Regions from separate parts of the Homo sapiens genome. Here region 1 is linked to region 2. Evidence: read pairs that join two places in POLR2A ChIA-PET (ENCODE). Cell type or tissue: PC-9. All regions are shown on one strand. Each heading gives the region's core, and the rest is flanking DNA. Links, peaks and the distances in the headings are about the cores only. Region 1 overlaps FADS2 (fatty acid desaturase 2). Region 2 has its middle 12 kb from the start of RAB3IL1.

Evidence for each region. Peaks named below come from ENCODE experiments on the same cell type or tissue, not always from the same donor. Only the 100,000 strongest peaks of a DNase experiment are listed, where the experiment ranks them.
Region 1: POLR2A ChIA-PET joins it to region 2 with 12 read pairs; 7 of 35 experiments call an interaction of 5 or more read pairs at or near these places.

Annotation. Positions count from the first base shown.
Region 1 is chr11:61,856,135-61,871,114 of GRCh38, forward strand. It overlaps FADS2 (fatty acid desaturase 2), which reads left to right. Exons shown (of 12, transcript NM_004265.4): 6 at 877-937; 7 at 1,320-1,396; 8 at 6,838-6,935; 9 at 7,148-7,244; 10 at 7,573-7,652; 11 at 9,018-9,143; 12 at 9,504-11,220. The coding sequence ends at 9,555. Among named protein-coding and RNA genes, the nearest start is that of MIR6746, 15 kb to the right of the region's middle. RefSeq lists enhancers at 859-1,360, 5,114-5,614, 5,615-6,115. In PC-9, for the core only: no CTCF peak of the experiment used is centred there; a DNase peak (open chromatin) is centred at 7,187.
Region 2 is chr11:61,922,508-61,937,487 of GRCh38, forward strand. It overlaps a transcript of RAB3IL1 not described here. Among named protein-coding and RNA genes, the nearest start is that of RAB3IL1, 12 kb to the left of the region's middle. RefSeq lists enhancers at 706-1,455, 1,210-1,504. In PC-9, for the core only: no CTCF peak of the experiment used is centred there; no DNase peak of the experiment used is centred there.

The DNA.
Region 1 (14,980 bases), core at 2,699-10,698, 66 kb before region 2:
GGTCTCAGTCCTGGAAGTGCAGGGTGGGCTGGTCCCTAGGGGCTGGACCATGGAATTAAGGGCTCCAGGGATCCCCTGGGGCCGTGGTTCCTATGCCTGGCATTGGACAATGACGATGCCCAGGACCCAGCCCAGCCCTCCTCCATTAGAGCCTCTGGGCATCAGGCTGCCCAAGGTGCAGGCTCTGATGGGGAAGAAACCGGTGCCGTCATGGGGACCTCAGGTAGCCAGATGTGGCCTGAGGAGTCTGTGCTGTGGCCTCCTCTGTCCTCAAGGTTAGGCTCCAGCTGGGGAGGAGTGATTCACTCTTGTAAATTACAGGGAGGCTCCAGGGAGGCAGATGCTCCCAGCCTGATGACTGGCAGCAATTCTGGGGCCCTTACCTAGGTTCTCCCTGCCACTGCGGGCTCCGGGAGCTCTCCATGGTGACCTAGGAACTCCCCTGGGTGCTTATGCTCCGCCGAGAGTTGCTCTGTTGCACATTCATTCAACAAACATTTGTTTAGTGCCTGTCACATGGGCTCAGAGTCAGCTTTTTGGGTTCTGATCCCAGTCAGGGCCACTTCCTGTGGCCTTGGGCCATGGCTTAACGCTGAGCCTCAGCCTCAGAAGTGCCGGCCTTGTAGAGGATCGATGCCATCGGGCCAGTGCTCGGCTAGGGCTGAGGAAGCGTTGGCCGCTGCTGGCTGTAGCATGGGGAGCCCAGAGGGCTGGAGGGGCCCCAGGCTTGGTGGGCCCAGGGTGCAGATTGACAGGAAAGGGACAGTGGTGTGCCCTGAGCAGATAGAAGGGATGGTGGCTGCAGGATGGGTTGGGGAACATGGGAGGCTGGGAGCTGAGGCTACTGGGTGCTCATGATCTCTCCTCTCTCCTCAGTACGGCAAGAAGAAGCTGAAATACCTGCCCTACAATCACCAGCACGAATACTTCTTCCTGAGTGAGTGCTCGGCGCCCCGAAATCACTCTGGGACCCTCCCCTCCCCCCAGAGTGGCGTGTCTCTCCCTCCTACCTGACATCTTTTTCAGATCCAGAAAGTGACACTAAACTTGTTAGAAGCGGGGGCCACAGCAGCCTTGCTGTGCAGACCCCTCAGCCTGTGTTACAGGCCTGATGGGGACACAGAGGCTCAGAGAGTCCCAGGGGTGACACACGTCCTCAAGGGCTCCCAGCCTTCTCTGCAGGCCCCGGGGTCCCTGGCTGCTTCTGCCCACGTCTGCAGGGCTGGCCCCTGCACTCAGTGCTGGGCCTGGGTTCCCCTGACCTTCCGGCACAGGCAGGGTGGAATGGATGCCTCTAAGCGCCTGTCTCTCTCCTGCAGTTGGGCCGCCGCTGCTCATCCCCATGTATTTCCAGTACCAGATCATCATGACCATGATCGTCCATAAGAACTGGGTGGTGAGTTGGGGACACAGCTGGCTTGGCATGGGGAGGAGGGTGACTGGGACAGGGGGACCCGGGGGTCCTACGCTGCCTCCTCGTGTGCCCCAGTGGAGCCTGTGGGGCCCCAGGCATCTCCTCCCTGGGGTAGCTGCCTCTCAGGAAAGGACTCCCTCTGGGGCCACCAGGACCTAGTCCTAAAGATCTCTACTCTCCCTCAGACATAGGGAGTCCACTGGGGCAGCCCCTGCTTTTGCAGAGCCCCCGAGAAAGTTCTCAAAGGCAGCAGGATGAGAGGCAAGTGTGGCCATCTCCCTTCCCCGCTCCCTGTGGGCCCTGAGTCCCATGAACTGGGTTGCCCCACACCCTGGTTTGAAGTTGGAGCAGCTGGGCGTTGGCTGAGATGACAGGTGTGGTCGTTTGCGAAGACCGTATGACAAAGCACCACGAACTGAGTGGCATAAGCAGCAGCGATGTGTTTTCTCCCGGTTCTGGAGACCGGAAGTCCAAAACTGAGGTGTTAGCAGGGTGGATTCCTTAGGGCTCTGGAAGGCTCTGTTCTGGGCCTCTCATCGGCTGGTTGATGGCTTTCGTCCTCCCTCTCGGTACATCATCTCTCTGCATATTTGTATCTGTATCTGTGTCCAAATATCCCTCTTTAAAAAAATTATTTTGTTTATTTGTTTATTTATTGAGACAGAGTCACATAGGCTGGAGTGCAGTGGTGTGATCTCGACTCAACTGCAACCTCTACCTCCTGGGTGCAAGCAATTCTTGTGACTCAGCCTCCCAAGTACCTGGGATTACAGGCACCGGCCACCATGCCCAGCTAATTTTTGTATTTTTAGTAGAGATGGGGTTTTTCCATGTTGGCGAGGCTGGTCTCGAACTCCTGGCCTCAAGTGATCTGCCCGCCTCAGCCTCACAAAGTGCTGAGATTACAGGCATGAGCCACCACGCCTGGCCTATTTTTTAATTTTCTTTTTTTCTTCACCAAAAGTGGATTCTTGAAAATTTTTCCTTTTTTTTAAAATAGGGACATTGGTCATATTGCATTAGGGCCCATTGTAATTACGTCATCTTTTTTTTTTGAGATGGTGTTTCGCTCTGTCGCCCAGGCTGGAGTGCAGTGGTGCGATCTCGGCTCACTGCAACCTCCGCCTCCTGGGTTCAAGCGATTCTCCTGCCTCAACCTCCTGAGTAGCTGGGAGTACAGGCGCCGGCCACCATGCCTGGCTAATTTTTGTATTTTTAGTAGTGATGGGGTTTCACCATGTTGGCCAGGCTGGTCTCGAACTCTTGACTCGTGATCCACCCGCCTTGGCCTCCCAAAGTGCTGGGATTACAGGCGTGAGCCACTGCACCCGGCAGATAAATTGTTTATCTGAAAATTATCAAAGACTAAATTGTCACTTTCTGAAATGCTTGCTTAAAATCCAGTCTTTCTCAGCAGTCTATTTGTCCCTCATGCTCCAACCAATAGCCATGGGGAAGTTTTTCCTCTCTTAACCAAATGTGGACTTGTTTATTGATTACTGTTTTTTGTTTGTTTGTTTGTTTTTGAGGTGGAGTTTCGCTCTTGTTGCCCAGGCTGGAGTACAATGGCGTGATCTCGGCTCACCGAAACCTCTGCCTCCTGGGTTCGAGTAATTCTCCTGCCTCAGCCTCCGAAGTAGCTGGGATTACAGGCATGCGCCACCATGCCCAGCTAATTTTGTATTTTTAGCAGAGACAGGGTTTCACCATGTTGGTCAGGCTGGTCTCAAACTCCCAACCTGAGGTGATCTGCCCACCTCAGCCTCCCAAAGTGCTGGGATTACAGGCGTGAGCCACCGCGCCCGGCCTGTTGATTACTGTTTTATCGCTTGCTAACTGAAGTTGTCCTTTTCACCCTGACTGTGAATTTAAGAGCAGCCAAGTCAAATTTTATCTCCAAGTCTTGGACCCATATATCCAATCTAACTCCATTTGGAGGTGTCCCAGCCATTGCAAATCCAACATATTCAATGTAAGTCCTCTCCTCTTCTCCCACAACCTAATCCTGATGGTCTCCATGTTAATGAATGGCTCCATCATCCACCCAGTGGCTCAAGTTAGAGACTAGCACCATTATGTTTTTTCCCTCCTTATACATGTTACACCCTCTCCTTGCCTCTAGCATCCAATCCCGTTCTAACTCATAAGTGGCCTATTGCCGGGCGCAGTCACTCATGCTTGTTATCCCAGCACTTTGAGAGGCCGAGGCGGGCAGATCATGAGGTCAGGAGTTCGAGACCAGCCTGGCCAGCATGGTGAAACCCCGTCTCTACTAAAAATACAAAAAATTAGCCTGGCATGGTGGTGTGCACCTGTAGTCCCAGCTACTCAGGAGGCTGAGGCAGGAGAATTGCTTGAACCCGGGAGGCGGAGCTTGCAGTGAGCAACTTCTTTTTTTTGTTTGTTTTTGACTGTGCTTGTTCCCTAAGGAACAAAGTATTAAACAGGAAAAGAAATCACCCTATGTTCCTAAAAGGGGATGGCAGAGTGGGGACAATGTGATGAGCCCATGGGGCTTTCAGAGCCAGGAGCGCACCTATGACCTGGGGCACTGGTTCTCAGGGGAGCTGTTCTGCCCTTTGGCAGTATCCGGAGACACTTTTAATTGTCACAACTTCAGGAGAGGAGGGTGCTACTGGCATCTGGTGGGCGTCTAGCCAGGATGGTGCTTAGCACCCTGCCATGCCCTGGAGAACCGCCCATGACAACAAGCAGCCTGTCCCAGGTGCCAATAGTGTGGAGGTTGGGGGACCCTGGCTTAGAGGAAAGAGGTGACAAACCCTAAGATCTTTGAAGGAGGCTTCCCGGGGAGATTTACATGCTCTGGCAAGGTTCCCTGTTCCCGGGGCCACGTCCTGGATCCTGAGATGCTCCCACGCTTCACCCTCCTGGAATTTTGCTGTATCTGACACCACTGGCCACTCCCTCTTGCAGTTCTTCCTGTTGGCTTCCAGGTCCCCACCTCTGCTGGCTTCTTCCCAACCCCCTCGCTCCGCCTCTTTGGCTGCTTCTGATCTCTTGGGCTCTCTGCCCCTGAAACCAGCGATCTCTGTGTATGTGTTGCTCTCTACACTCAAAAGAAGTCCAGGCCAGGCATGGTGGCTCACGCCTGTGATCTCAGCACTTTGGGAGGCTGAGGTGGGAGGGATCACCTGAAGCCAGGAGTTTTGAGACCAGCCTGAGCAACATGGGCGAAACCCTGTCTCTACAAAAAGCTGGGCGTGGTGATGCGCGCCTGTAATCTACCTACTTTGGAGGCTGAGGTAGGAGGATGGCTTGAGCCCAGGAGTTTGAGGCTGCAGTGAGCTGTGATCACACCACTGCACTCAAGCCTGGGCAACAGAGTGAGACCCTGTCTCTTAAAAATAAAAGTTGGGCCAGGGCAATGGTTCACACCTGTAATCCTAGTACTTTGGGAGGCCAAGGCTGGAGGATCACTTGAGCACAGGCATTCGAGACCAGCCTGGGCAAGTAAGTGAGACCCCCCCATCTCTATAAAAACTTAAAAAAAATTATCCAGGTAAGGCCAGACACAGTGGCTCATGCCTGTAATACCAGCACTTTGGGAGCCTGAGGCAGGCGGATCACAAGGTCAGGAGATCGAGACCATCCTGGCGAACACGGTGAAACCCCATCTCCACTAAAAATACAAAAAATTATCCGGGCGTGGTGGCGGGCACCTGTAGACCCAGCTACTTGGGAGGCTGAGGCAGGAGAATGGTATGAACCCAGGAGGTGGAGCTTGCAGTGAGCCAAGATCACACCACTGCACTCTAGCCTGGGCGACAGAGCGAGACTCCCTCTCAAAAAAAAAAAAAAAAAACAGAAATTAGCTACTCGGGAGGCTGAGGTAGAAGTATGGCTTGAGCCTGGGACAGAGTCATGATCACACCATTGCACTCCAGCCTGGGCAATAAAGCAAGATCCCATCTCCAAAAAAAAATAATCCGTAACCCCATCCTCATTTTGTTTCCATATATGTGTAGATACACTGCACACTATTGCACCACACACACAGAATAGAAGGAATGTGATGGAAAGTGGGAGCAGAACTGGCTACATCTGCCTCCCTCCTCACCTTGAAGGCCACCTTATTGGAACGTGAGGTCCTGCCCTCGGCCAATGTTGGCCCCAAGGCCATCTCCAGCCTCTCCTGAGCGCTCCCTTCCTCCTTTCCTGTTCAGCTGCTGGCACCCGACCCCTGATCACCTAGGACCAGCCTAGATTCCCCACAGCCAAGCAGGCACAAATGCAGCCACCGTTGCCTCTGACAGTTCTGGAATCTGTCACCTCCTTGTCAGTGCCGTGGGTTCTGGTTTAGGCCTCTGTCATTTCATGTCTGAGCCGCTGGAATAACTTCCTAGTCTCCCCCTCTCCAGTGGGTGGGGATCTATTTTAAGACACAAATGTGACCTTGTTCTTCAGTCGTTTGAAGTGAGACAGGGCAGTCCCTTGGCCTCACCTTCCACCTCGGACACCTGTGCTGAGCCTGTGGCATGTCACCATACCTAAACTCATGGCAGGATGAGCGCCCTGGCAGTGGGAACAGGCCATGCAGAGGCCCCGGGGAGGGAGTAAGCTAGGTCAGGGGGCTGAGTAAAGACAGGTTCTTAACCCCATGAGGCTCCGTGGGTGACTGGGTGGGATGGGGGCTTTAGCAGGGGAGAGTTGGGACCTGCTTGGAGCGAAGGCCACTCTGGTTGCCATGGCCACGAGGACAAGCAGGAGACTGTGGGAAGCTGATGCTGTGGTCCAGTTGAGACAAGACTTGGGTGGCAGAGAGACAGTGGACAGGGTGGAGCCGTGAAGTCACCCTCCCAGTACATGAGAGAAGACGTCCAAGCCCAGTCCCTGACACCAGTCCAGCCAGAGGCAGGGAGGAGAGCAGAGTGGAGGGACACAGGATGACAGTGGGGCGTGGGGAGGCCAGCCTCTGCTGTGAGAGCTCTGAGATAGGGACGATGGTACCTCTGACCTTCCCTACCCCTCCAAGCCCTCTGTCCTGCTGGAAGGAGATGCCAGGAGGAGACCCAGGTGCTGAGGAGGAGGGACAGGACTGGGGGACGGTTGGGGACCTGGCCCCGGGTTGGGGGCGCACCTTCAGAATCGCCCTTGCCCCACGAGAGGGCTGCTGACCCCCACCCCTACCCCATGGCTGCCCCTCAGCAGGAGGGTCCGTTTCTCTCCCGAAAAACAGGGCACAGTCACTTCCTGATGCTAAAACACTCAGCATTTCCCTAGAAACAAAGGCAGCCATGCAAACCCCGAGCAAGCAGGTGGCGTGTAGTTGCCCATTGCATTTCAGTGGGCTGCGGTCCAGCTTCTAGAGGCCTGAGTGTGAGGTGTGTGCACATCTGGGGCACGCACTTGGTGCCAGGGCAGAGGAGAGGGCAGGTTGCACCTAACTTCATCTTTCCCCGCAGGACCTGGCCTGGGCCGTCAGCTACTACATCCGGTTCTTCATCACCTACATCCCTTTCTACGGCATCCTGGGAGCCCTCCTTTTCCTCAACTTCATCAGGTGCCTGGGCTTTGCTGATTCATCCCTGGGCCCTCCACTGGCACTGATGATGGCTTTGGCATGAGAAGAGGCTCGGACGGCTCCACTTTGCCTGGGGACCTCCCATCCTGGCCCCTTGGCAGGGGCTGTCCTGGGCTGGTTGGGAGAGTGGATCTGTTCCCACTGTGGCTGGGCCCCCGGAGGCCCCTGCGCTGAGCTGTGTTCTCTTGCAGGTTCCTGGAGAGCCACTGGTTTGTGTGGGTCACACAGATGAATCACATCGTCATGGAGATTGACCAGGAGGCCTACCGTGACTGGTTCAGTAGCCAGGTAGGGAAGTCAGGGCCGGTCACCAGAGCCTGGTCCCAATGTCCATGTCCTGGCCCCAGATGATCTGCACCTGCTAACACAGGGCTGTGCTGGGCCTCCCGGGGCTGCCTGTGTCCTTTTGCTGGGAGCTTCAGGGCTGAGCAAGAAAGGGCAGCAGGAATCCCCCAGAGGGACAGGTGGGGCATCTGGGTGGGCTGAGGCCATCAGGCAGGACGGTATGATGTGGACGGGTGGCCTGGAGACCCTGGGTAAGGCTGGGCCCCCTGGGAATGAGGCCGGGCCCTTGGGCCTTCCTTTGTTCCCTGACACTCATCCCCTCCACTGACAGCTGACAGCCACCTGCAACGTGGAGCAGTCCTTCTTCAACGACTGGTTCAGTGGACACCTTAACTTCCAGATTGAGCACCAGTGAGCGCGGGGCTGCGGGGAGGCGGGGAGACCCACAGCGGGAGGGAAGTGGCCGCTATCCCACTGGGCAGAATGCAGAATGTGGGGGCCACCTCTTTGTCTCTCTGACAAGGTCTCTGCCCAATATAGAGCAAGGCTCCCAGCCAGCCCCGCTGAGGTCAGGAGAGGGGCTCCCCTATTCCATCTCCCTGAGGGTCATCCTGTGCCCCTCATGCTGTGCCACTTGGTCATAGTGGTTACCACCTCCCTCCATGTGGGCCTGGGACTTTGTAGTTATGGAGCCTGCACACGCACCTCATGACCCTGTGAGGCTAGCAGGGCAGGGCTACGTAGCTTGCCTGGAACATCGGCCGAGGGACTGCCCTGCTGCCCCTTGTCCTTGCTTCACCTCTTGTCACTGTTTTTTTTTTTTTTTATTAAAAAATAAAAAATGTAGAGACAGAGTCTCACCCTGTTTCCTGGGCTGGAGTGCAGTGGTGCTTTCTTGGCTCACTGCAGCCTCGAACGCCTGAGCTAAAGTCATCCTCCCACCTCAGCCTCCTGAGTAGCTGGGACTGCAGGTGCGTGCCACCATGCCCAACTAATTTTTTCTTTTTTTTTTTACTTTTATTTATTTATTTATTTTGAGACAGAATCTCACTCTGTTGCCCAGACTGGAGGGCAGTGGCGCAATCTCGGCTCACTGCATCCTCCACCTACCAGGTTCAAGCAATTCTCAGGCCTCAGCCTCCCACGTAGCTGGGATTACAGGCGTGTGCCACCACGCCCAGCTAATTTTTGTATTTTTTAGTGGAGACGGGGTTTCACCATGTTGGCCAGGCTGGTCTCAAACTCCTAGCCTCAAGTGATCCACCTGCGTTGGCCTCCCAAAGTGCTGGGATTACAGGTGTGAGCCACTGCACCTGGCCTAATTTTTTATTTTTATTTTTTGTAGAGAAGAGGTCTTGCCGTGTCGCCCAGGCTGATCTCAAACTTCTGGCCTCAAGTGATCTGCCTGCCTCGGCCTCCCAAAATGCTGGGATTACAGGCGTGAGCCACCGTGCCTCACCTCACTGCCTCTTTTCCTAGCATTCCCCAGCTATTTCATTTCTTTTTTGAAAAACATGACACTTTGTCTCTGGCCACCCAATATCTTCCCAGCTCCATAGAGCACAAACGCCCTCCTGCTCACGGAGGGCTGCACCCTCCCCTCCACACACGTGGCACCCCACTGGGCACACACGAGGAGCCACACTTTGAGACTGGTCCTGGCTGTGGACAGGGTCTCTGAGGGCCCCAGCCAGCCTCTGCCCAGGTGGTGGGAGGAAGCGGGAGCAGCATGGCCCTCTGAGTCCTCACGCTCTGCCCACCCTACACACTCCTCAGCCTCTTCCCCACCATGCCCCGGCACAACTTACACAAGATCGCCCCGCTGGTGAAGTCTCTATGTGCCAAGCATGGCATTGAATACCAGGAGAAGCCGCTACTGAGGGCCCTGCTGGACATCATCAGGTGAGGGGTGGAGGTCCACAGGCGCTGGGCCCTGGGATCACCCGTGGTGCAGACAGTGGGATCACAAGAGGGGCTGGGCCCTCCTGGCACAGTCACCCACCAGGGCACCTGCCTTACTCCCGAGCCTGTGTTAGGAGCTGTTGGGCTTTTCTCCCTGGGCTGCGAGAAGACCATCCCTTTCTGTGTGGGGTTCCTGGTGGGCTCTGAGCTGACAGCCCCACAGGCCCAGTGGCAGTGGTAAGCCCTGGTTAGGGCCAAGGGGACATACATGCCACCTTAATGATGGCCTCCTCAGCCCTTGCACTCCCTGGGGCCACTCCCGTCCTGGTCCCTGACCCTGGTCCATCCCCAACTTTGCAGGTCCCTGAAGAAGTCTGGGAAGCTGTGGCTGGACGCCTACCTTCACAAATGAAGCCACAGCCCCCGGGACACCGTGGGGAAGGGGTGCAGGTGGGGTGATGGCCAGAGGAATGATGGGCTTTTGTTCTGAGGGGTGTCCGAGAGGCTGGTGTATGCACTGCTCACGGACCCCATGTTGGATCTTTCTCCCTTTCTCCTCTCCTTTTTCTCTTCACATCTCCCCCATAGCACCCTGCCCTCATGGGACCTGCCCTCCCTCAGCCGTCAGCCATCAGCCATGGCCCTCCCAGTGCCTCCTAGCCCCTTCTTCCAAGGAGCAGAGAGGTGGCCACCGGGGGTGGCTCTGTCCTACCTCCACTCTCTGCCCCTAAAGATGGGAGGAGACCAGCGGTCCATGGGTCTGGCCTGTGAGTCTCCCCTTGCAGCCTGGTCACTAGGCATCACCCCCGCTTTGGTTCTTCAGATGCTCTTGGGGTTCATAGGGGCAGGTCCTAGTCGGGCAGGGCCCCTGACCCTCCCGGCCTGGCTTCACTCTCCCTGACGGCTGCCATTGGTCCACCCTTTCATAGAGAGGCCTGCTTTGTTACAAAGCTCGGGTCTCCCTCCTGCAGCTCGGTTAAGTACCCGAGGCCTCTCTTAAGATGTCCAGGGCCCCAGGCCCGCGGGCACAGCCAGCCCAAACCTTGGGCCCTGGAAGAGTCCTCCACCCCATCACTAGAGTGCTCTGACCCTGGGCTTTCACGGGCCCCATTCCACCGCCTCCCCAACTTGAGCCTGTGACCTTGGGACCAAAGGGGGAGTCCCTCGTCTCTTGTGACTCAGCAGAGGCAGTGGCCACGTTCAGGGAGGGGCCGGCTGGCCTGGAGGCTCAGCCCACCCTCCAGCTTTTCCTCAGGGTGTCCTGAGGTCCAAGATTCTGGAGCAATCTGACCCTTCTCCAAAGGCTCTGTTATCAGCTGGGCAGTGCCAGCCAATCCCTGGCCATTTGGCCCCAGGGGACGTGGGCCCTGCAGGCTGCAGGAGGGCACTGGAGCTGGGAGGTCTCGTCCCAGCCCTCCCCATCTCGGGGCTGCTGTGTGGACGGCGCTGCCTCAGGCACTCTCCTGTCTGAACCTGCCCTTACTGTGTTTAACCTGTTGCTCCAGGATGCATTCTGATAGGAGGGGGCGGCAGGGCTGGGCCTTGTGACAATCTGCCTTTCACCACATGGCCTTGCCTCGGTGGCCCTGACTGTCAGGGAGGGCCAGGGAGGCAGAGCGGGAGGGAGTCTCAGGAGGAGGCTGCCCTGAGGGGCTGGGGAGGGGGTACCTCATGAGGACCAGGGTGGAGCTGAGAAGAGGAGGAGGTGGGGGCTGGAGGTGCTGGTAGCTGAGGGGACGGGCAAGTGAGAGGGGAGGGAGGGAAGTCCTGGGAGGATCCTGAGCTGCTGTTGCAGTCTAACCCACTAATCAGTTCTTAGATTCAGGGGAAGGGCAGGCACCAACAACTCAGAATGGGGGCTTTCGGGGAGGGCGCCTAGTCCCCCCAGCTCTAAGCAGCCAGGAGGGACCTGCATCTAAGCATCTGGGTTGCCATGGCAATGGCATGCCCCCCAGCTACTGTATGCCCCCGACCCCCGCAGAGGCAGAATGAACCCATAGGGAGCTGATCGTAATGTTTATCATGTTACTTCCCCACCCCTACATTTTTTGAAATAAAATAAGGAATTTTATTCTCACTTCCTGTGTTTCCTGCACGCCAATGCCAGGCCATGGTATTGGGTGATAGATGAGGCCCTTCTAGCTGGGCCTGGGCACCAGGAGGGGTCCCCATGCTTGCATCTCTCTGTATCCCCTCCCTCCCCTGTGGCCATCCCACCCGCCTCTCCCTGCTGCCTCTGAAATTCATTCTGGGGCCCGGAACTTGGTGGAAATGACCCAAAAACATTGGCCCATCTTCCTCCTCTCAGCAGCCGACCCCAGCCCAATTCTAAAACAGGGCTGAGAGCCACCTCTCAGCAGCTGACCCCTACCCAAGGAGGGTGGCATGGAGGGGCTTGCAGAGACTCTTCCTAACATCCTCCCCCCCCAGCTGTCTCCCCAAGTGCAATCTGCCCTCCCATCCCTGGGCCAGCCAGCTTCCACAGAGCGCCAGGCCAAACAGAATTCCTGGCCTCCTTGGAAGGGGCTGGAGAAGGCCGGGAGCGGTGGCTCATGCCTGTAATCCCAGCACTTTGGGAGGCTGAGGCGGGCAGATCACAAAGTCAAGAGATTGAGACCATCCTGGCCAACATGGTGAAACCCCGTCTCTACTAAAAATACAAAAATTAGGCCGGGTGCGGTGGCTCACGCCTGTAATCCCAGCACTTTGGGAGGCCGAGGCGGGCAGATCACGAGGTCAGGAGATCAAGACCATCCTGGCTAACACGGTGAAACCCCGTCTCTACTAAAAATACAAAAATTAGGCCGGGTGCGGTGGCTCACGCCTGTAATCCCAGCACTTTGGGAGGCCGAGGCGGGCAGATCACGAGGTCAGGAGATCAAGACCATCCTGGCTAACACGGTGAAACCCCGTCTCTACTAAAAATACAAAAAATTAGCCGGGCGAGGTGGCGGGTGCCTGTAGTCCCAGCTACGTGGGAGGCTGAGGCAAGAGAATGGCGTGAACCCCGGCGGGGCAGAGCCTGCAGAGAGCTGAGATCACACCACTGTACTCCAGCCTGGGCAACAGCGAGACTCCGTCTCAAAAAAAAAAAAAAAAAAAAAATTAGCTGGGCATGGTGGTGCGTGCCTGCAGTCCCAGCTACTCAGGAGGCTGAGACGGGAGAATCGCTTGAACCTGGGAGGCAGAGGTTGCAGTGAGCCAAGATCGCTCACTCCAGCCTAGCGACAGAGTGAGACTCCGTCTCAAATAAATAAATAAATAAATAAATTAAATTAAATTAAAAGGGGGCTGAAGAAGGCTCTGGAGGCTGATGATTCTTTTTGTGGCTCCCGTGCCCATATATGCAATGGCTCATTCAGAACCCACAGGCTGTGGGGGGGGCTGATATCATCCTAGCCCAGGGTCACCAGTTCATAGGCACAGAGATTGGATCCTAGGTCTGTCTGACCCCAGAGGCTGGGAAGAGTCTAAAGCAACATGCCAGGGGCACTTGTACAGTCGGCCTCCCATGGACCCCCATGCTGCTCCGTCATCATCTCTGGGCTGGCTTTCCTGGCAGGGCTGATCCTGGGAAAGTGCCAAGGAAGGGCCAAGAGGCACTGGCTAGTTAACACCTTGGGGCCTCCCCTTGGCTTTGTAGCTGCTCCCAGCAGGGCTGGGGAGGGCTCCTGAGTAGACCTCAGCCCCCGCCTGCTTCCCCTGACCCCCGCTTTGCCTGGCCGAAATCCAGCCAGGTAGGGACAGCCAGCAGACTGGCTGGGGTACGTATGGCTCCCCAGTGGCCACAGGGTGTCCTGAGTAGGGCCTGGCATTACAGAAGCCCTGAGCGAGGTGGCCGACTCACCCCAGATTCACCAAGTGGCTCTGGGGAGTCCTTTGCCCTCCCTGGCCCTGTGGGCCATAGTCCACAGGGGCAGGCTAGAGGGGCCCCAAGGATGCCATTATCTCAACACCCGCTTACCCTAGGCCTTGCCCTCCTGGTGGACCCGCTGGCAGTGGCCTTCAAGGTTACAAGACCCTGGCAGGCACGGCTCCCACCCTCTGCCCTGTGCCTGTGACCCGCCTCCAGGATGGCGACCAGCCCAGGCCTCCCAACCCTACCAGTTGGAAATCCATGGGTCCATCACCCATAACAACCAGGGGGCTTGGAATTGGGGATACTGGAGGCCAGATGGACGCTGGGGCTATGAGGGCACCAGATAAATCTTGGCCTAGCCTCACCGGGCACTTGGAGCTTCTCTGACTTCCCCAGCCCCACCCAGCCCCGCCTTGCCCTTGAATACTTCCCTGGGTCAAGAAGCTGAGGACATTCATATCTGCTCTCTGCTTAACCGCCCCCTCCTGTCCCTGTACTCAGCTGACCCCCTTGCCAACACACCCAGAATTGTGAGTTTCTAATCCCTATCCCCTGCCAAAGTCATGGTGCCCCAATATTCAAGGCCCTGAGCAATCAAACCCCAACACCACCATCATGGGCGAAGAGGCTGAGCCCAGAGAGAGGACAGGACTGCGCAGGCCACACAGCAGCAGGACCCTGCTCCTAACCCGCAGGCTCCTGGCCACCTCTCCTGCACAGAAAGGGCTGGTTCCCAGACCCTGCCCCCATCACGTCAAATGTCAGACAGCTCCCAGGAGGCCCAGCGGCTGGCTGGAGGAGTGGGGGCAGTGGAGGGCAGTTAGTCTCTGAGGAGGAGATAAGGGCAGTGTAGCTACGCAGATAAAAGGGTATCAGCTTTGTGGGTAGCGGGGACATCTGCAGCGCCCCAAGTCTAAGCTGTGTGTGTGTGGGGCGGGGGAGGGTGCTGTGGCACCACAGGCGGATCCTCGGGGTGTCTGGCTGGACACTCCGAAGCCCTCGTGCCTACTCGGAGGGGAGAGGAAGCCTTTACCAAGCTGGACCAGGGCAGAGCTGGCAGCCACTGGGGCTGGGCTTGGGCTGCCATCAGGAGTGGCTGGCCATTGCTTATGTGACACAGTGCCTTGGGCCCATCGGGACTCCTCAGCGAGCCAGGCTGCACCCTCCCCCGAGAGGTGTGCCCCTCTGGCCAAAGAAGCTGCCTCTCAAAGAGTCCCTGTTCCAACATCTGAGAGGGAAATGGGGCGCCGTGGGGATGGCTTGCCCCAGGCTGAAACGCCACTGCCCTCGGGACTGGTTTTCCTTTTCTCAGCAGACTGGCTTCATGTGGCCAGTGCATACACGGAACAAGCAGCCCCCCAGCGTGCTGAGATTTCAGGATCACGTCCCCATCGTCCTCCACCATCACAAACACTTTGCTTTGGATTTTAAAGGCGTTCAGGTCTTTCTTCTAAATCGTCCCATTCAAGAGCAAGTGTCCAAGAGAAAGAGTGACAGCAGCCAAGAGCTTGGAATAGGCCAAGCTCCCAGTAGTTGTGGTGGCTCATTGCCTGAGGACATAGTGTGGTGGGGGGAGGAACCTTGAGAAACCCATGGCCTGTCCCGTCACAAAAGAGTTTGTTGACGCCCTGCTCCCCTCCAGCTACTCCCAACACACCAGGCAGGGGCTGGCTCTTGGGCATCATCATTTCCAACATCTGCCTGGGCTGGGAGACCCGTAGCAAATGTTGATGATCAAAGGAACAAACCAACACTGCGGTTATGGTTTCCCTCGGGAGCTGTTTTTCCTCCGGGCCCACGCCTCTTGTACAGACAATAAAAAAGGAACACGGTTTCTCAGAGGTTCAGAGGTTCCACCAAAGCCTCTTTCCTTTTACAAACCTGGCCCCTGTGCCCTAAGCCTTTGTTCTGAGACTAGGAGACCTACAGATGGAGAAGGGGGAGCTCAGCTCAGGACTGAGGGTGACCTGTTCCCAGG
Region 2 (14,980 bases), core at 2,329-10,328:
GCCAAACTCCGTCTTGGAAAAAAAAAAAAGAAGAAGAAGATAACATTTGTGAAGTGTCTGCCACAGTGTAGACTGAAAGAAGTGTTTCCTTCCTTCAGTGTTTCCTGCCCCGTCCTCCTGCCTGTACTTCCCTCTTCTTTCTGGTTAGCCTCTGAGTCCCTGCTGGGGAGAAGCTGCCAGTTCCTCACACCCCACCCTGCCCCGCCCCGCCCAGCGGATAACAGTATCTCCCACTTGGGCTTTGGGCTGCGAAGCTCTCTCAGCCTAATGCAAACCAGATGCTGTCCTCCCTTTCCTGGCAATGAATTTTCCATGGCCTGCTCCCACCCGCTTCCTGTTTTTGCTCCTCTCTGATCCCCCTGCTCAATTCTCCTGTGCCCCCACCTTCCTCTGCTGGGCAACCTCTGGGCTTACCTGGAAACAATTAATGGAAAACAGGATATGTGAAGGGTGGGGGTCTCCCCATCACCCCAACATGGCAAGAGGGGAAAGGGCTTGGCCTGGCTGGTGGCATCATATGTGGGAGTTGGTCCCTCCCTGCCAAGACCCCACCAGCCTCTTGGCCGGGGGCGGGAGAGGGGAAACTGAGTCAGAGTTGCTGGAGACTTTATGGAAAAACCTGTTATGTTTCTGGACATTTAGACACAGCTTGGACTGGATGGGAAGCTTTGAGGATCTTGTCTTTGGTTGTAACTTCTTAGAAAAAAGGCAGAGCCAGAAAAGGCCCGATTGTCTCTTCTTGCAGATGAGGAAACTGAGGCTCAGAGACTCATCCAGGGTCACTTGTGAGTCACAGCAAGAAGCAGCCAGGTCTGGGACGTCTTGTCAGTAAAAGCCGCTGCCTGAAGTCGCCTCCCCTTCTTGCTATCTCAGCGTCATTCCTGCCTGCCCTTCCCCTGCCTCTGCATAGAGCTCAGTCACGAGGGGAGGCTCACAAGGCCACCATCCGCCTGCCTGTGGTGCAGACACCTCCCAGCTGGCAGGCTCAAGGCAGCCACGCACACCTGGCTGGGCAGACTTTGAAGCAACTGGATTTTTCCCCTGCAGGGCTGGGCGCTCAGCAGAGGGGCCCTGGGTAAGCCCCAAAAACATGTGTGCAGGTGGGCCCTTCCTTGGTCCACTTGACCCTGTGAACTTCCTCAGGTCAGCCAGTGCTGGTCCTCAGAGTGAGGGCTCCCCCATTTCCATGAAAACAACAGCCCCAGGGTTCCTGAAAGCCAGTTCTGGCTGCCCCTCCCTCCGCCAGCTGTGCAGGGTGTTTGGACAGCGCGGATGGAATGTTTTGCAGCCAAAGTCCTCCCTGGATCTCTGAGCTCAGATTTCAAGCAGGAGGGAAAGAGGACGCTGGTTCTGGCTCCAGGGAGAGGGGAAGCGACTCAGGAGGTCAAACTTGGGCCTGGAGGCTCCCTGCTCTGTCCCCAGGCCTGACCAAGACCAGGCCCAGGCCCCTCAGGGAAGGGCAGGACAGAGCGTGTGGAGGCGGCCGAATGGGGTCACAGCTTTGCTCAGGCCAACCTGGTGAAGCCAGGCCCCGGGGACAGTCTGGGCTCAGGGAGGGGCTCAGCCCAGGACAGCACTTTGAGAACACTAAGATTCACAACAGACCTCCTTCGACCACCATCTCCATTTTTTAGGGAGGGCAGTTGGGGTCCAGAGAGGGCAGGCACTTGTCCCAGGTGGTACAGCATGCTGGGTACAGAGCGGGGCTAGCAGCCAGGCCTCCGGAAGCTAAACTTGCTCTTTTCACTGTCCAGGAAGTTCCCATCCTCACTCTCAGCCCCAGAGATACAGCCCCTGCCAGTAAGTCGTCATCTTTGCTTCTTCCCCAAAAGATGCAGGCAAAAGAATCTACTCAGAAAGTCAGTTCACAAAGCAAGCACAGACACTAAGCTCCAGGCCAGCCTCTGAGAGATTCGAATTAACCTACTCGAGGACAAGGCAGAGGCCCTGAGAGACAGGATTCCTGGCCCATCTCCTGCTCTGGGGCCAGAGCTCCCCCAGTTCTCCACCACAGCTGCCCAGGCCCCTCAGCGCCCCCACGAAATGAATCCCTTCTCTGGCTGCGAAGACCCATAAGTTCTAGACACAAATATATGGAAGCTAGTTTGAGCCTCAGTTTACCCACCTTAAACCTGGGAGGATTATCTTTGTTCCACTTGACTTATCATCATATTGTGGGGTGCTGATGGTGAGGGCCGGGAAGTGCTGGTGAACCCCTTTGGAAATATCAACAGTTCCCGGTAATGAAACTGACCTCAGACGAAGAAGGGAGGAAGGAAGGAGGGGATTCCTTTGGGCCCAGATGGGTGTGGGAGTCTGACCAAGGTGCCTGGGGCCTGAGCTGAATTCCTAGAGATGAAACCTGTTCACCCGCTCTCAACTCCTCAGAAGGAAAGCTCAGCCACCTTGTGGAATTATTAGAGAACAGAGAATCCATCAGAAACCTTCGGGGGGAAAACATGACTAGTGGAGGAGGGTGTGACCCCCAGAGAGCTGATGACTCCCTTCCAAGGTGGCAGAATGTGGGGTGAACTGGAGACTGTGCTAGGATCTTTACGCGCAATCTCAGATTCTGTTCATCCTTGCAGCGGCCCGACAGTCCTTGGTGGTCCTTCATTGCTTTCTGTTCCCATTTTAAAGATGAGGAAACAGATTTGGAAAGGTTAAAGGATTTGGCCAATGGCTAACAAGTAAAGGAACTCAGATTTTAACCCAGGTTTGTCTGACTCCAAAGCTTGTTTTCTTATCTCTCCACCAGTCACTCTCTCAGGAGGAAGGGTAAAGTGAGGCTTTTTAAACAAAGTAGGGATTGAAGAATCAATAGGATTTAAATATCCATATAGAGCCGGGTGCAGTGGTTCACACCTGTAATTCCCAGCACTTTGGGAGGCTGAGGTGGGTGGATCACTTGACGTCAGGAGTTCAAGACCAGCCTGGCCAACATGGTAAAAACCCTGTCTCTACTAAAAATACACGAATTAGCCAGGCATGGTGGCACACACATGTAATCCCAGCTACTTGGGAGGCTGAGGCAGGAAAATTGCTTGAACCCGGGAGGTGGAGGCTGCAGTGAGCCAACATCACACCACTGCACTCTAGCCTAGGCAACAGAGCAAGACTGTGTCTCAAAAAAAAAAAATCCATATAGAAATGAAGGATGGACATTCCCTGCAGAGGGACCAACAGGTAAAAGGCCTGGAGGTGGGAAGGGCAGAACACAGACAGAGAGAGGCAAACCCTTCACTTTGCCAGGAGCTCAGGCTCATTTGGGGGACAGGAAAAAAAAAGTCTGGAAAGGCAGCCTCAGGTTAAATCCTGAAAAGCCTTGGAGGCGAGTTAAAGAATTTGGACTTTATTCTAAAGGCTCCAAGGAGATGGTTAAACATTTTTGAGCAGAGGAGAGAAATGATCAGAGCCCTGCTTTGGGAAGATTAAATGGACAGCTGTGTGCATAAAAAATAGAAGTGAACACTTATTACACATCTAGCAAGGGAAAGACTTTCTAAACTTGGAAACATTTTGAAGAGATCTTAACAGAAAAAGATCAATAGATCTGTCCGCATTCAAATGTAAAGCTGCTTTATGCTCCTTCCTGCCAAAAAAAAAAAAAAAAAAAAAAAGCCAAAATTAAAAGGCAAATAACTTGGCGAAAATATTCCCAGGCAATGGCAATGCGTTAATATAGTTAACACATAAAGAATTTGCGAAAATCAATAAGAAAAAACACTGGGAGCTCAATAGAGGTGTTCACTCATTCATCAGATTTTTAAGAACACACATGCCAAGTGCTGATGGCATATTAGTGAACCAGACAGACAATGTTTCTGCACTCATGAAGTATACAGTTTAGGAGGGGATTATGTGTAGCGGGGGATTCAGACATCTAATTACAGCATGATATGGTTTGGGTATTTGTCCCTCCAAATTTCACATTGAAATATGATCCCCAATGTTGGAGGTGGGCCTTGTGGGAGGTGTTTGGGTCATGGGAGCTTGGTTCCCTCATGAATGGCTTGGTGCCCTCCCTGTGGTAATGAGTTGCTGCAGGATCTGATTCTTTTTTTGAGATGGAGTCTCACTCTGTCGCCCAGGCTGGAGTGTAGTGCCGCCATCTCAGCTCACTGCAACCTCTGCCTCCTGGGTTCAAGTGATTCTCCTGCCTCAGCCTCCAGAGTAGCTGGGATTAAAGGTGCACGCCACCATGCCTGGCTAAATTTTGTATTTTTAGTAGAGATGGGGGTTTCACCATGTTGGCCGGGCTGGTCTCAAACTCCTGACCCTGTGATCTGCCCGCCTCGGCCTCCCAAAGTGCTGGAATTGTAGATGTGAGCCACACCTGGCCGAGATACAGAAAACTTTTATTTCATCACTCTTTCTTGCCTGGTGCCAGGCCCATGCAATGCCACAATCTTGGCTCACTGCAACCTTCAACTCCCAGGTTCAAGCGATTCTCCTGCCTCAGCCTCCTGAGTAGCTGGGACTACAGGCACTATGCCCCGCTAATTTTTGTATTTTTAGTAGAGACGGGGTTTCAGCATGTTGGCGAGGCTGCTCTCAAACTCCTGACCTCAGATGATCCACCCGCCTTGGCCTCCCAAAGTGCTAGGACTATAGGCATGAGCCAACGCACCCAGCCAGATCTGATTCTTAAAAAGAGTCTGGGACCTCCCTCCATCTCTCTCTTTTTCTCTCTCTCACCACTTGACATGCATGCCCCCCCCTTAACCTTCTGCCATGATTGGAAGCTTTCTGAGGCCCTTATCAGAAGGAGATGCTGGTGCCATGCTTCCCGTACAGTTGGCAGAACAGCGAGCCAGAGAAAACTCTTCTATACAAATTGCCCAGACTCAGGTATTCCCTATAGCAATGCAAAACAGACTAACACACAGGACCACAGGTCAGGTACAAGGATAGGGGAAGTGCAAAGTCGTCTGGGAGCACATCCAGGAACTCCCAACCTAGACTTAAGGTTAGGAGTCTGGAAAAATTTCCTGAGGCAGGAGTTTGGGAGTGGAAAGGGAGACCATTGAAAGAGTTGGGGCTGGCAAGAGAGTCAGGGGCTAGATCTTGTGGGGCTTTGTATGTGGTATGGTTTGGCTCTGCATCCCTGCCCAAATCTCATGTTGAATTGTAATTTCCAGTGTTGAAGGAGGGGCCTGGTGGGAGTTGACTGGGTCATGGTAATATATTTCCCCCCTGCTGTTCTTGTGCCAGTTCTCACAAGATCTGGTTGTTTAAGAGTCTGTAGCACCTCCCCCTTTGCTCTCTTCCACTTGCTCTGGCCATGTAAGATGTGCCTGCTTCCCCTTCACCTTCAGCCATGATCGTAAGTTTCCTGAGGCCTCCCCAGCCATGCCTCCTGTACAGCCTGCAGAACAGTGAGCCTATTAAACCTCTTTTCTTTATAAATTACCCAGCGTTGAGTAGTTCTTATAGTAGTGTGAGAATGAACTAATACAGTATGCTAGGTAAGGAGTTCAAACTTTATACTTAAAGACTAAGAGGAGTCATTGAAGGATTTACGCAGGAGTGTGATGTGAACGGATTCACATATCAAAAAGATGGCTACTATGGATAAGTGTGGAATGGCTTGGAGAATTTCTGCTCCTTAGGGATGTGGTGGACTTGAAGCAGAGAGGAGCCTTCCTGCTACAGAAAAAAAAAAAAAAATTCTAGAAAAAGAGGCTATAATTCTTTGAGGATGTGTTGTCTATCAAGCTCTAGGCCTTGTCTGCCAAAGCCACTTCCTTACCCACAAAGGAAAGTGCAGCCAAAGCTGGGAGCTTTGGCCAGGAGGGAGGTTGGGGACATGAATGTGGGCATCTACATGGTGCTAGGACCCTCCAAATACATGGAGCTAGGACCCTCAAAATACATGAAGCTAGGACCCTCAAAATATATGGAGCTAGGACCCTCAAAATACACAGAGCTAGGACCCTCAAAATACACGGAACTAGGACCCTCAGAATACACAGAGCTAGGACCCTCAAAATACATGAAGCTAGGACCCTCAAAATACATGGAGCTAAGACCCTCCAAATACATGGAGCTAGGACCCTCCAACTACATGAAGCGAGGACCCTCAAAATACATGGAGCTAAGACCCTCCAAATACATGGAGCTAGGACCCTCCAACTACATGAAGTGAGAACCCTCAAAATACATGGAGCTAGGACCCTCAAAGAGGGCTGAAGTGTTTCATGTTGGTGACACCCCTGGCTCCAGGCAGAAGCAGATTCAAATCCTCTTTGGAGGAATGTGTCCAAATTTAGATATGAAGGATTCCTATTGCTCAATATCAAGCAGTGAGCTCACAATCAGAGATCACCAGCACATAAAGATGCTAGCCACTATGAGTAAGAATCAACAGAAACAACACACAACAGATTTAGATGCTACAGAACTCCAGGTAGTGGTCTCCTATATATGATATAGAAAGGTTAACACATGAATTTTTAGAATCTGTTTTTAAAGAAAAAGAACACACACAAAATTTACAAAAAACAAAAAAAAATTATTTTTAATTATGGCTACATTATAGTTGTACATATTTGTGGGGTATATGTGACCTTTTGACACAAGCATACAATGTATAATGATCAAATCTGGGTAACTGGGATATTCATCACCTCAAACATTTATCATTTCTTTGTGTTGAGAACATTACAAATCATCTCTTGTAGCTATTTTGACATATATGATAAGTTATTGTTAATATATACATATGGGCAGGCATGGTGGCTTCCCAGCACTTTGGGAGGCTGAGGCAGGTGGATCGCTTGAGCCCAGGAGTTTGAGACCAGCCTGGGCAAAATGGTGAAACCCTGTCTCTGCTACAAACACAAAAATTAGCTGGGTGTGGTGGCATGCGCCTATTGTCCCAGCTACTTGGGAGGCTGAGACACAAGAATCGATTCAACCCAGAAGGCAGAGGTGCAGTGAGCTGCCGAGATCGCACCACTACACTCCAGCCTGGGTGACAGAGTGAGACTTGGTCTCAAAAAGCTTTAAAAAAATTTAAAAAAAAATGTATGATCTGAACATGAATAAACAACAAGAGATTATCAAGGAGAACCAAGCAGATTTTTTTTTTTTTTGAGACAGAGTCTTGCTCTGTCGCCAGGCTGGAGTGCAGTGGTGTGATCTTAGCTCACTGCAAACTCTGCCTCCTGGGTTCAAGCGATTCCCCTGCCTCAGCCTCCTGAGTAGCTGGGACTACAGGTGTGCACCACCACACCCAGCTAATTTTTTGTATTTTAGTAGAGACGGGGTTTCACCACGTTGGCCAAGATGGTCTCGATCTCCTGACCTTAAGTGATCTGTCTGCCTCGGCCTCCCAAAGTGCTGGGACTATGGGCATGAGCCACCGCGCCCGGCTTTTTTTTTTTTTTTTTTTTTTTTTGACAAGGTCTCACTCCGTTGTTGCCCAGGCTGGTGTGCAGTGGTGCAGTCTCGGCTCGCTGCAACCTTTGCCTCCCAGGTTCAAGTGATTCCCCTGCCTCGGCCTCCTAAGTAGCTGGGACTACAGGCGAATGCCACCACCATGCCCGGCTAATCTTTGTGGTTTTAGTAGAGGCAGGGTTTTGCCACGTTGCCCAGGCTGGTCTCAAACTCCTGGGTTAGAGTGATACACCTGCCTCAGCCTCCTGAAGTGCTGGGATTACAGGCATGAGCCACCACTCCCAGCCAAGCATAGACTTATAAGGTCTATGAAATCAAGAATAGAAAATAGAGAATGGAGGGGAGGTGATATTTGTTTAATGGGTATGGAGTTTCATTTGGGAAGATAAAAAATGTTCTAGAGATGGATAATGGTTGCACAACAATGGGAATGTAATTAATGTCACTAAACTATATACTTAAAAATGTTCAAAATATTTTTTAAAAAGGCATATTTGACCACCTAAGCATAAGGATATGGAAAGGGTGAGCTTGAAAAAGTTACACCAAAAGCAAGGTGGTATTTCTGCATTAATAACCAAACTTTAAGACGAATCATGGTGAATTATGCATGTAATCCCAGCACTTTGGGAGGCTGAGAAGGGAGGATCACTTGAGCTCAGGAGTTCAAGACCAGCCTGGGCAACATGGGGAGACCCCATCTCTACAAAAAATCAAAAATTAGCCAGGCGTGGTGGTGCAGGCCTGTAGTCCCAGCTACTTGGGAGGCTGAGGCAGGAGGATCACTTTAGCCTGGGAAGTCAAGGCTGCAGTGAGCTGTGATCATGCCACTGCACTCAGTCTGGGCAACACAGCAAGACCCTGTCTTAAAAAGACCAAATTAATAACAAACTTTAAGACGAAAAACATTATTAGTGTAGAGGTGGTCACTATGCAGTAATAATAAAGTGATGACAATGTTTAAAAAAAATTCACCAGATAGATATAACCATCTAAATTAATATGTGCCTAATAAAATAGCCTAAAATATTTAAAGCAAAAATAATTAAAGCTACAGGGGAAAATAGACACATCTATCATTATGGTGTGAGATGTCAACAAATGTCTCTGAACTACGGCTACATCAAGGCAGCAAAACATCAGGAGCTGGTGGCAGCAGAGACCACTGGCCTTGGTAGTAACTGAAGTATAGAGCACTAGATCAAAGCGAACCGATAAGCAATTTGATCCCTAGGTCCCCTCCTCTACTCCATGCCACTGGCCAACTGCCCCTTTCTTAGTCTAGCATAACACTGGAGATTTATTCTCTGGAGAAGGCAAAACAGAAGGTCTTTGGGCCAGTAGCTGAATAAGAGGGTTAAGTGATTATATACACACTGAAATCCAAGACCTCCAACCCTCTTCTGTCACTTGTCAGCCAAAGTGGCAACTCACTCAGTCACCAGGAGGGTAAAGACAGACTTTTACCCTCCAGACAGCCCCTCTATGGGACTCTGGCCAACCCAAGAAGAGAGATCTAAGACGAATGTTACCCAACAAAATATCCATCCAGCTCAAAGTCAACATGCTTGCCATCAGTTTTTAAGATCTCGCTCTTAATAATGAGCAATCAAGGATTATTAGACAACTAAGGAGAACCTCTACCTTAAGAGAGACCAAACCCAGTAAGCAGAAGAAAAGCAACTTGCAGGAAACAGAGACTCTGTAGAAAAAAGAAGAGGAGGTGAAGAGGAGGAGGAGGAGAAGGAAGGCAAGGAGGAGGAAGAAGGAGAGGCATTAATAACCTCAGGATGAGAAAAGAAGGTATTGCATTCATGAAATAATAACCTGATTCTATGAAAGTAAACATTCACAGAACAACAAAAACTATTGGAAAATAATATATTTTTTAAAAGCATGATGGTAGAAATGAAAACAATGAGTAAGGTTGGAAGACACAGTTGAGGGAATATCCTTCAGAAAGAAAGAAATGGAAAATAGTGAAAAGATTAGAAAAGTAGAGAATCAATTTAGAAGATTCAATATCTGAATAAAGAAGCAACAGAAGAAAATGAATGAACTGGCCAGGCATGGTGGTTCACACCTGTAATCCAAGCACTTTGGGAGGCTGAGGCAGGCAGATCACAAGGTCAGGAGTTTGAGACCATCCTGGCTAACATGGTGAAACCCCGTCTCTACTAAAAATACAAAAAATTAGCTGGGCGTGGTGGCGGGCGCCTGTAGTCCCAGCTACTCGGGAGGCTGAGGCAGGAGAATGGCGTGAACCCGGGAGGTGGAGCTTGCAGTGAGCCGAGATCTCACCACTGCACTCCAGCCTGGGAGACAGAGCGAGACTCTGTCTCAAAAAAAAAAAGAAAAGAAAATGAAGGGGGTAAAGCATCAAATAAATAATTCAAGATTATTTCCCAAAACTGAAGTATATGAGTTTTCAAATTGAAAAAGACCACCTTAGCTGGACATGGTGGCTCACATCTGTAATCCCAGCACTTTGGGATTCTGGTTTATAAAAAAATTAGTGTTATACTGTAAGATTTTTTATTTGCTTATATCAGTCTTCAAAAATATCCATTTTAATAGTTCATTCATTCAGCAGTTATTTGTTTGGTATTTCTTTGCCTGACAGTCACTCTTCCAGGCACAGGGTGTATAGCAATGAGCAAAACAAGGCCCTGCCCTATGAGGTTTACATTCTAAGCTTTATAGGGCTTACAATGTAATAAAAGACATTAAAAAGAAATAAAAGACATAAATAAAAGAGAAATCAAAGACATAAATAGAAAATAGTGATAAAGTCTTCTAGAACTTTTTTTTAACTCAACATTATATCCAAGACTTACCTTATTTTATGTAACTATAGTTCATTTTTTTTTTTTTTTTTTTTGAGACGGAGTCTCACTCTATCGCCCAGGCTGGAGTGCAGTGGCACAATCTCAGCTCACTGCAACCTCTGCCTCCAGGTTCACGCAATTCTCCTGCCTCAGCCTCCTGAGTATCTAGGATTACAGGCTTGCACTACCATGCCCAGCTAATTTTTGTATTTTTAGTTGAGACAGGATTTCACCATGTTGGCCAGGCTGGTCTCAAACTCCTGACCTTGTGATCTGCCTGCCTCAGCCTCCCAAAGTGCTTGGATTACAGGTGTGAACCACCATGCCTGGCCAGTTCATTCATTTTTATTGCTGTATAATATTCCATGATAGGACCATAACTGTGGTAGGATAAAAATGGCCTCTCAAAGATATTGAATCCTAATCTTTGAAAACTGTAAATGTTACCTTATATGAAAACAGAGTCTGTAAAGATGTAATTAAGTTAAGGACCGTGAGATGGGGAGATTATTCCAAATTATTGGAGTAGACCCTAAATGCAATCACATGTATCCTTATAAGAGGGGGGCAGAAAGAGATCTGACACAGACAAAAGAGGAAAAGGCACAAGATGGAGGAGTGTTGTGGCCAAAAGCCAAGGAGTGCTGGCAGCCACCAGGAGCTGAAAGAGACAAGAGAGCCTCCAGAGGGAGCATAGATCTACTGACATCTTGCTTTAGGCCCAGTAATACTGATTTTGGACATCCTGGCCTCCCGAATGGTGAGAAAATAAGTTTCTGTTGTTTAGAGTCACGTAGTTTGTGATAATTTGTTACAATTATCATTAAAAAAAGTAATGCAGATTTTGGAACCAAGAGTGGAGTGCTGCTGTAACCAAAACCTAAAAATGTGGAGGTAGCTTTGGAATTGGGTAATGAGTAGAGACGAAGAATTTTGGGGAGCATGACAGAAAAAGCCTAGGTTTCTTTGAACAGATTGTTAGTAAAAATATGGATATTGGCTGGGTGTGGTGGCTCACGGCAACATGGCGAAACCCTGTCTCTACTAAAAATGCAAAAATTAGCTGGGCATAGTGGTGTGTGCCTGCAGTCCTAGCTACTAGGAAGGCTGAGGCAGGAGAATCACTTGAACCCAAGAGGTGCAGGCGGCAATGAGCCAAGATTGCGCCACTGCACCCCAGCCTGGGTAACAGAGCAAGACCTTGTCTCAGAAAAAAAAAGAAAAGAAAAAGAAAGATGGCTATTAAGGCTCTACCAGTGAGGACTCAGAACAAAATGAAGAAAATGTTACTAGAAACTGAAGGAGACGAGGTCCCTGTTCTATAGAGGTAGAAAGTCTAGCTATACTTTGTCCTACAGTTGCATGGAAAGCAGAATTTGTGAGTGATGCACTTGAATATTTAGCTGAGATGATTTCCAAGCAAAAGAGATGGGATCTTCTTTTGTCATCCAGGTTGGAGTGCAGTGGCACAATCCTAGCTCACTGCATCCTCAAACTCCTGGGCTCAAGTGATCCTCCTACCTCAGCCTCCCAAAATGCTGGAATTACAAGTATGAGCCACTGTGCCTGGCCTGAGTAAATATACACACACACACACACACACACACACACACACATATGTATATATATACACACAATATATATTGTGTGCATATATACATATATTTGTATATATACATATATATGTGTATGTGTGTGTGTGTGTGTGTGTATGTATATATATATATATATATATATATATATATATATATATATATATTCTATGCCTAAAGAAAAGGATCAGATGTCAGTGCAAATGGTATAGTAGAAAACTTCAAAAGTCCCTAAGGGCTTTGAAAAGCTCCTACATAGTCCAGGGAATAGAGGTGCACATGCGTGCCTAGGGCTGGGTGCATGCTCAGAAAAGACCTGAAGGGGTCCTAAATTCCCACCTCTACCTGATCTTCAGGCTCTCTGTAAGCAGAAGACAAAGGTTAAAGCACAGTTGTAAATTGCCTGGCTTAGAGTTGAAGGTATGTGCCGACACACATACAGAGCCATTCTGCAAAGACTGGAAGATTTTTATCACTGTTCTAGGTATTTAAGAAAATCTCTGTCAAGTCATTAGCTGATCACTAAGCTAATGAAACAAAGACTTTAGTGGATATACACAAGAAAAAATACAGACTTTACAAAATTAGTTCAGAAAAGTCACCAAAAAACAAAACAAAACAAAACAAAAAAATCCCAACAAGTACTACAAGCCTCAATAACAAACTCTGGGGTGCTGGGAGATTTCAGATTTGATTTCCAGAGTTGCTACATTTAAATATTAAAAATGTCCAGTTTCAAACAAAAATTATGAGACATTCAAAGAAACAAGAGAGCATAGTTTATGTGTGGGGAAAAAATAAACTAATAGAAACTGTTAGGTCAGGTGTGTTGGCTCACGCCTGTAATCCCAGCATTTTGGGAGGCCATGAATCACGAGGTCTGGGGTTCAAGACCAGCCTGGCCAAGATGTTGAAACCCCATCTCTACTAAAAATACAAAAATTAGCTGGGTGTGGTGGCACGCACCTGTGATCCCAGCTACTTGGGAGGCTGAGGCAGGAGAATCGCTTGAACCCGTGTGGCAGAGGTTGCAGTGAGCTGAGATTGAGCCACTGCACTCCAGCCTGGGTGAGAGAGCAAGACTGTGTCTCAAAAAAAAAAAAAAAAAAAGAAAGAAACTGTTTCTGAGGAAGCACAGACATTAGACTTTATAGATAGACTTTAAATCAACTATTTTATTGTATTAGTTAATTAATTATTTTTTGAGATGGAGTCTTGTTTTGTCACCCAGGCTGGAGTGCAGGGGCACTATCTCAGCTAACTGCAACCCCCACCTCCCAGGTTCAAGTGACTCTACTGCCTCAGCCTCCCGAATAGCTGGGATTATAGGCACCTATCACCATGCCTGGCTAATTTTTGTATTTTTAGTAGAGATGGAGTTTCACTATGTTGGCCAGGCTGGTCTCAAACTCCTGGCCTCAGGTGATCCACCTACCTCGGCCTCCCAAAGTGCTGCGATTACAGGGGTGAGCCACCACACCTGGCCTAAATCAACTATTTTAAATCTACTCAAAGACCTAAAGGAAACCATGAGAACTATATCTCACTAAATATAGAGTATAAATAAAGATAAATTATAAAAAGAAAACAAATAGAAATCCTGGAGTTTTAGGTATATGCCAAGAGGAACATTTAAAAAAAAAAGAAAAAAGAGAAAAATAAATTCTGGAGTTGAAGAGTATAATAACTGAAATAAAAATTCGCTAGAGGAGGTCAATATAGATTAGAGCAGGCAAAAGAAACAATCAGCACACTTGAAGATAAGTCCACTGAGATTAACAATCTGAGAAACAAGAATGGAGAAAAGCAAATGGAGTTTAAGAGACCCATGGAATACCATCGAGCATAACAACATATGCATAATGAAAGTCCCAGATGGAGAGGAGGCAGAGAAAGAAGAAGACAGAATATTTGAAGAAATAATGGCCCAAAACTTCCAATATGTAATGGAAGATTCAATCTTCACATTCAATAAGCCTAATGAATCCCAAGTAGGATAAACACAAAGAGATCAAAACCAAGATACATTAGAATCGAACTATTGAAAGACAAAGATAAAAAGAGAATCTTGATTTTTGTTGTTGTTGTTTTGAGACAGAATCTCACTTTGTTGCCCAGGCTGGAGTGCAGTGGCACGATCTCAGCTCACTGTAACATCTGCCTCCTCCGTGCCTGGCTAATTTTTGTATATTTAGGGGAGACAGGGTTTCGCCATGTTGACCAAGCTGGTCTCAAACTCCTTACCTTAAGTGATCCACCCACCTCGACCTCCCAAAGTGCTGGGATCACAGGCGTAAGCCACCATTCCCCGCCTGAAGAGAGAATCTTGAAAACAACAAGAGAAAAGTGACTCATCACATATAAGCTAATCTCAATAAGATTAACAGTTTATTTCTCATCAGAAACCATGGGGGCCAGATAGTGGGATGATATATTCAGAAAATGCTGAAACCAACAAACAAAAGAGGATTAAGATTTCTATATCTATCTATATATAACTAAGATTTCTATATCTGGCAAAGCTATCCTTCAGAAAAAAAAGGAGAACTCAAGACATCCTCAGATAAACTAAAGTCGAGAGAGTTTGTCGCTAGTAGACCTGCCATATAAGAAATGCTAAAGGGAGCTGTTCAGGTTGCTACTAAAGGACACTAGATAGTAACTCAAAACCACATGAAGAAATAAAGAACATCAGTAAAATAAATACATAGGTAAATATACATAGATAAATATAAAAGTTAGTATTACTGTATTTTTAGTTTAAACTCCTCTTTTTTCCCTTATATAATTTAAAATACATCTACAATAACCATAAATCTATGTTGATGGGCATGTAAGGCATAAAAATGTAATTACTGACAATAAAAACATGAAAGGTAGGGGATGAAGCTATAGAGGTTCAAAGATTTTGCATGCTATTGAAACTAAGTTGGTATTAATTAGAATTAGATTGTTAAATATTATTATTTAAATTTTTTGTTGTAGTTGCAGTTTTTGAGACCAGGTCTTGCTCTGTTGCTTGGGCTGGAGTGCAGTGTTGCGATTATGGCTCACTGCAGCCATGAACTCCTGGACTCAAGTGATCATCCCACCTCAGCCTCTGAGTAGCTGGGACTACAGGTGCACATCACCACATCTGGCTAATTTGGTGGGGGGGTG